Regions from separate parts of the Mus musculus genome. Here region 1 is linked to region 2. The links are chromatin contacts, found by Hi-C or POLR2A ChIA-PET in ENCODE. All regions are on one chromosome and are shown on one strand. The core of a region is the stretch at or near the end of the contact, and the rest is flanking DNA. Distances in the headings are between cores, read along the strand shown. Region 1 has its middle 11 kb from the start of Mir7078. Region 2 holds the start of 1700030J22Rik (RIKEN cDNA 1700030J22 gene).

Region 1 (3,555 bases), core at 175-2,674, 490 kb after region 2:
TGAGTCTCAGGGCTGTGTGAGAATGTATGGGGGGGGTTGTCTCCATGTGTAGCTCAGGGTGCTGTAGGAGACCCTGGATCCCATTCCCACCCAGCACGACACACACAAAGTTGATTTTTATTACACTTTATGTTCATTTATTGGGGGGGAGGGGGGAGTGCGGGGCGGCAGGGTCGAGGAAGAGCTTGTGAAAGGGAGCGTTCTCTTTCTCTACCACATGGCACCTGGGGATTGTTAGGCCTGGGGCCCGAGAGGTGGCTCAGCGGTTAAGAGCACTGACTGCTCTTCCAGAGGTCCTGAGTTCAATTCCCAGCAACCACATGGTGGCTCACAACCATCTGTAATGGGATCTGATACCCTCTCCTGGTGTGTCTGAAGACAGCTACAGTATACTCACATATATAGAATAAATAAATCTAGAAAGAAAGAAAGAAAGAAAGAAAGAAAGAAAGAAAGAAAGAAAGAAAGATAGAAGAGAAAAAAAAGTCAGCCGGGCATGATGGCACACGCCTTTAGTCCCAGCACTTTGGAGGCAGAGGCAGGTGGATATCTGAGTTCGAGGCCAGCCTGGTCTACAAAGTGAGTTCCAGGGCAGCCAGGGACACAGAAAAACCCTGTCTCGAAAAAATAAATAAGTAAATAAAAGTCAGACTGCCAGACCTGGGGTCAAATGTCCGTACTCACTGAACCATCTCACCAGTGTGTGTGTGTGTGTGTGTGTGTGTGTGTGTGTGTGTGTGTGTAGAAAGAGAGAGAGAGAGAGAGAGAGAGCATATACATCTATTGTACACAGGCACCTCAAGGACTCAGGAACGTATAAAACACAAGCCATCTGTGACCTCAAGCCCCACCCAGTCTAAGTGAGGAGGCAGCCATGAGGAGAGTGGATAAAAGGCACAGGACCTCTGAGAGGAGCCTGGGTTCAGAGGCTGCCTAAGTCCAGACGGGAAGACTCTGGGAATGACTCCCCAGAGTGGAGATGAACCAGTCTTCCAGGCAGAGGGAGAGCATGTCGGGACACCCTTAGGCAGGGCCAGGCTTTTGGGAAGGGCTGGAGAGACCGGAGGGAAGACCTCTAGATCTGCACAGCAGAGGAAGGGCTAACTAAGGCCTCTTGGATCTTTATCCCAGAACAATGAACTGGGGTCGGGTATAGAGTGGGGTGTGCGCTAAATGATAAGCTGGGAAATGGTTGCCTTCCCGGCACCTTCTTCCCCATTCTCATTAAGTGCACATGCGCTGTGGGAGGGGGCTGATGATAAATGGAGCAGGAAGCAGGGTCTGTTAAGCAAGCAACCAGCTGAGGGCACTTTGAGGACAAAATGGGGGCTGCCAAAGGAGGACAGGTAGCAAGGTCCACCGGGATGCATGCACCTGTCGAGGGCCGCTGGCATCCCCGCATCCCCTAATGGGTCAGATCAGAGGGCAAGGCCGGCGGCTTCAGCACTCCGGGGTCCCAGCTGCTGCAGATCAGGGCTGAGGCTGGGCTGAGCTGGCCACTGGGGGCGGGAGGCCTCATTCCCAACCTGGGCCCCTGACGTCAATGTTACCATGGAGACCCAGTTTCCCTTACAGGAGGCAGCTGCTGCAGAGCTCCCCCCTTCAACACGCTCGCGCGCGCGCACACACACACACACACACACACACACACACACACACACACACACACACACACACCAGGCTGGGAAGGAGGGCAGTAGCAGTCAGAGTAGGCTGAGGCTCACAGGCTGCAGCTCAGCCCGGAGCACAGTCCTTCCTGCAGGGAGGAGGAGTCAGGGTGCCAGGACCAGGAGGGCTCCCTGCCTGCCCGCCCCTGGGTCTCAGATGTGGCTGCGTTCTTGCATTGGCTTCGAAGGTAGAAGGACGGGAAACTCTGTGAGATGGAACCTGGATCCCCCGCTTTGGGGTCTAGAAACTGTAATCTTAGAATCTACAGTGCGGAACTGTAGTATCCTTGCAGGAGCTGGGCGTTCTGCAGATCTCCTCCTTCAGAAGGGTCCAGCCGAGGGCAAAGAGCACCAATTCTGTGCTAGGTCTATAGCTCAGTTGGTGGAAGGCTTGTCTATCTTTCACAAAGTCCTGGGTTCATTCCCAAGTGCCAGATAGAACTGGGTAAGGCGATAAATACTGTAACCCCGGCACTTGGAGGATGGAGGCAAAAGTGACCAGGAGTTCAAGGTCATTCCCCATTACTTAGTGAGTTAGAGGCTAACCTGGGCTACAGAGATCTTGTCTCAAAGAGAGAAGGAAAGGAAGGAGGAGGGGGCAGTAGAAGAGGTTTCTGCCTGCCCTCCTCCCTCACTAGATCTGGGCAAGGCTCCTCCACTGGGTGAAGTGGAGTGCTGGGGTGTTGCCCTGCCCCACATTTGAGGGCTCCACAAATATTTCTGTGGGCCATGCTTGTATCAGAAAACAGCAGCCAGCAGATGGAAAGGGTGGAGGAGGGACAGTGCTAGGGCTCGGCTGCCCCCTGCTGGTTGCTCCTTGAAGGGGAATGAGGAGAGCCCTAAAGTTTCCAGGTTGTAGACACTGAGCGAGAGCTGAGCTACCCCCCACCCCCCAGGCGGTAGTTCTGTCATGTCCTTCTTTCTGGTCTCCTTCTGTTGTTTCCAGACATGGTTTCTCTGTGTAGCCCTGGCTGTCCTGGAACTCACTCTGCAGACCAGGCTGGCCTTGAACTCACAAAGCTCTTCCTGTCTCTGCCTCCCGAGTGCTGTGATCAAAGGCATGCACTGCCACCGCCCAGCCTTCTTTCTAGTTTCTTAACGACTGCTGAAGAAGGCTTCTATCTCAGATGTGTTCCTCTGAACTACCCCTCTCTGGTTCTTCCCCAGCCCGGGTGTGAGGGTGGATAAAGTACTCTCTCTCATTCCCGTTGCTGTCACCCTTGACCCTGGTTGGTTACTGTGGCTTTTTTTTTTTTTTTTTGGGGTTGCTGTTCCAGTGGTGGCCCAGGTGTGAGCTTTGACAATCACTGTGGAACAGGGACAAGGTAAGAGTTGGGTCCCCGACCCAAATCCTCTACTGTGAGCATTCTTCAGACTCCTGCAGTGTCTCAAGGATCGATCGCCCCTTTTTGATTTTTTTGTTTTTGTTTTTGTTTGTTTGTTCGTTTTCGAGACAGGGTTTCTCTGTATAGCCTTGGCTGTCCTGGAACTCACTCTGTAGACCAGGCTGGCCTCAAACTCAGAAATCCTCCTGCCTCTGCCTCCCAAGTGCTGGGATTAAAGGGATCTGCTTCTGCCCTGAAATCGGTGTGACCCCCACCCCCTGCCACCAGCTACCAGCTTTCTAGCTCCTGAAAATGGGCGTTTTGACCACAGCTACCTCTCTGTGCTCAGGACTGCTTAACACACTTCTTCTCCTTGGTCAGGCAGGGACAGCCTGGCAGGAGTTCACTTCTGTCTCTTGAAGGCACAGTGTCTGCCAGCCGGTTAGTCTGTGCACATCCTTTAAAAACCTCTAAATGAACAGATGAACACCTGGAGGTACTAGCTATTTCCCCAGGGCATCAAGACCTGAGACTAGCCCCGAACTAACTCTGGTCCCTGACTG
Region 2 (3,499 bases), core at 772-3,271:
GAAATACAAACAAATTAAATTGTATTAGGTTTATCTGTGTTGTGTGTATGAGTGTTTTGCCTACATATGTACACTCCATGTGTGCCTTGTACTTCAGAGACCAGAAGACAGCATTAGAATAACAGACAACTGAGAGCCACCACGTAGTTGCTGGGAATCAAACCTTGGGTTCTCTGCAAAACAAGTGCTCTTAACCACTGAGCCATCTCTCCAGCCGCTCTAATGTGTTTTGAGACAGAGCTGGCCTTAAACTTGGAGCAATCCTTCTGGCTCTGCTTCTTTTTTTGTTTTTTTATTTTGTTTTGTTTTGTTTTTTGAGACAGGGTTTCTCTGTGTAGCCCTGGTTGTCCTGGAACTCACTTTGTAGACCAGGCTGGCCTCGAACTCAGAAATCTGCCTGCCTCTGCCTCCCAAGTGCTGGGATTAAAGGCATGCGCCACAATGCCCGGCTCTGCCTCTGTTTCTTAAGTGCTGGGATTAAGCCAAGTACTTAAATGGCTCGCTTGTGATTTCTCACAAATTATATACCAATTTACTGTTCTGTTAGAATGCAGGAGGTCTGTATTGCTACCTTTCTTTCCTTATTTAAAAATTTTTTTTATATGTATGGATGTTTTGCCAGCATGTCTGTGTACCGCAGGCTGCGAGCCCTGCATGCTAGGAGACCAGAGAAGAGCATTGGATCCTCTGAACTCGAGTTAGTCATGAGCTACCATGTAGGTTCTGGGTATTGAACCTGGGCCCTCTGCAAGAGCAGCCAGTGCTCTTAAACTCCTTAGCTATCTTTCCAGCCCATATTTTTCCATTTTCTTAAACTCGTGTTTTTACACACATGGTGTGCACATCAGGTACCCCTGCTCTCTTCCTCACCTGCCTTAGTCCCTTGAGACAGTTTCTCAGTGAGCCTGAAGCTTACCATTTTCAGGTTAGGCTTCCTGGCTTACAAGCCCATGCATTTCTTCTCGAATGGGCTTGAGAAAGAAGATGGCTCCGTCATACAGTGCTTGCCACACAGGTAGAGAAAACAGAGTTAAGGGCCCCAGTACCCACACAAAAAGCCAATTGCTATAATGAATGAAAGCCTTTAATTCCAGCGCCAGGAAGCAGAGACAGGAGGATTCCTAGAGCTTGCCAGCTAGCCAGGCTAGCCAAATCAGTGAACTCTGGGTTCAGCGAGAGAACATGTCTCAAAAAAAAAAAAATAAATAAATAAATAAATAAAAATAAGGTGACTGAGGGCTGGAGAAATGGCTCAGCAGTTAAGAGCACTTGCTACTCTTGCCAAAGACCCACGTTCGTTCCTGGCACCCACATAGCAACTTACAACAGCCAATAATTCCACTTGCAGGGTAGGGCGTGTGCCATTTCTATGTCAACCATTTCCAACTCGTGCCCTTTTTCATTTTTGCCTAGGTTCTAGATTTCTGTTTTGGACGGGGTTTCATTCCGCCCCTTTTTTTCCGGCTCTCTGAATTCACTAAGGGCTGGGTCCTGAAAGGATGGCCTTCTGAGGGCTCCCAAGGCTCACGGCAGACGGAATCTCGCGCCCACGCCTTCCCACCTGGTTTCTCCCTTTTACTAATAGTCCCTGCACACTCCTTCATGCCGCATAAGTTCCTTCCCTCCCTCCAAGAGGCTCCCTACACGCTACAAGCTGAGAGTTTACCCTTCCTTCAGAAGATCAAGAGGGCTGCATCAAGCTCCTTCCATTGAAACCTCAACCACGCCCCCACAGACCACGCCTATCAAACGGCTCCTCCCTGAGGCCCAAGCGGCTCCCTAGGCCCCGCCCAGTCCAGGCTACCCCAGAACCGTACCCCATCTTCGTCTCGCTTACCCACCCTGAAGATTGCTTCCTTCCGCGGCTCTGCCGCCCGTGAAGTGTCTAGGGAGTGTTCCCCGGGGTGAGGACGTGGCCACAGCCACTCAGACGCTCCTACGGGGCCGCGAGGTAAGGAAGGTCCGGAGCGGCAAGTCGCGGCCCCCAAGAGCCGGGCTGTTGCCCTAGGTTACGGCCGCGTCGGAGGCGGGCCTAGGTGCAGGCATGCCGGAAGTGACGTAACCCCGCAACAAACCAGCTCAAGGGCGGAGTCCCCTCTGAGGGCGGGGCTAAGGAGCATTCCCGTCGCTCTGTGCGTGGTTGCTAGGTGCCGCGTTGCCAGACGCTTCGAGAGCTTCGCAGGCACTGGCGACGTTGGGCGGCCAAGTTGCGCTGCAACAGCCTTTTGCCTTCTAGAAGGAATGCCTCAGAGGCCACACAAACAGTGTCTGGAGATTTGGCCACTTCTTCCTTTGGGCAGAATCGTCCCTTCCTTCTTGGGATCCCGTGTTGAAAGCGAGAGCAGAACTTCGCGGGACGACTCATTCCTAGTTGCATAATTTTGAGACCGAGTCTTCCTTGTTTTGTAGCCTGGTGCGGTCTCGAACTCATGGCAACCCTCCTTCCTCGATGTCCTAAATCAACATTGAAGGGATCGAGGGCGTGGGCTTCCACACCTGCTGACAGGAAGGATTTCTGGTTTTGTTCTTTTTGGTGCTGCCCACTTTAGTGGGGCAGAAGCAGCAGTTTCTCGCGAGGGGGCCGCCCACTTCTCCACTATGCTGCCCTTGGTGCCCAACTCATGTCTAGTTCCAAGGTCCCTTTGCTTTCTGGTTTAAAAAGTATTAAGAAAACAAGTCTCCAAAAGCAGGCTGAGTCAAAGGCTTTTGGAAAAAATGGCTAAGAATTACTACTTTTTACACTTATAGCATTATATAATATATATACAGTATAGCATATATACAATCGATAGCATAGATTTATAGCATTAACGGCCTCTAAAGATGTGATGTATATGACACATGAAGTTGGAACAAAGTCCTCTTCTAGACTGTGAATATTTGTTATTTCCCCCATATATATGAGGGAAATACTTTAACAAGCATATATGATAGATATTGTAATTATATTGCTATACCAGCGTATCTAATGGGCTATGACACATATTTCTAAAATTTTCTATGTATTTTTGGATTTATGCGTATGAGTGTTCTGCCTGTGTATATGTATGTACACCATGTTCATACTGGACAGTCATAAAGACACACTCTTTCATTGTTTTCTAGGTTCGCCTGCTAGACAGCGAGTCTGTCACCAAGATGTGTCTCCGTTCCTCGGTGTTTTGAGGTAGGCTTTCACTATGACGTCTAGTCTGGCCTCCAACAGCTTCCTTCTGTCTCTGAATGCTGGAATTACAAGCACATGCCACCAGACCTGGCCACTCAACCATGATCTTTACAACCGAAGGTAGACAAGTCTTTTCAACAGCCACAGAAAAGCTCAGAAGTGGGGGTGGGGAAGGGGGCAGGTCAAATTTTCCAGTCTGCTGCAGCAGAGTCTGCAGTTCCATACCACTGGTCTTTTTCATACCAGATACTGTGTGGGGCGCCCTCTAGTGGTTCTACTAAAACCCAACATAGTCAGCCTCCAAAGTGTTGCTTTGTTTTGTGGAGTTTTACG

Evidence for each region. A loop is a pair of places that touch in the nucleus more often than their neighbours do. ChIA-PET counts read pairs that join two places held with the same protein, here RNA polymerase II (POLR2A).
Region 1: a map of left cerebral cortex shows a loop between it and region 2 (2.6-fold over the local background). The contact joins the enhancer-like site here to the promoter of 1700030J22Rik in region 2. A Hi-C loop is called at or near these places in 4 of 37 maps with a recorded cell type or tissue (CH12.LX and left cerebral cortex). POLR2A ChIA-PET finds 5 or more read pairs at or near these places in 1 of 5 experiments (embryonic stem cell).

The regions. Positions count from the first base shown.
Region 1 is chr8:117,468,932-117,472,486 of GRCm38, forward strand. No RefSeq gene overlaps it. Among named protein-coding and RNA genes, the nearest start is that of Mir7078, 11 kb to the left of the region's middle. Within about 2 kb of position 1,425, at least 1 of the 3 ENCODE cell types and tissues checked has a DNase peak (open chromatin) inside an H3K27ac peak, as active enhancers do.
Region 2 is chr8:116,976,938-116,980,436 of GRCm38, forward strand. 1700030J22Rik (RIKEN cDNA 1700030J22 gene) reads right to left here and starts at 2,022. Exons shown (of 3, transcript NM_027103.3): 1 at 1,842-2,022.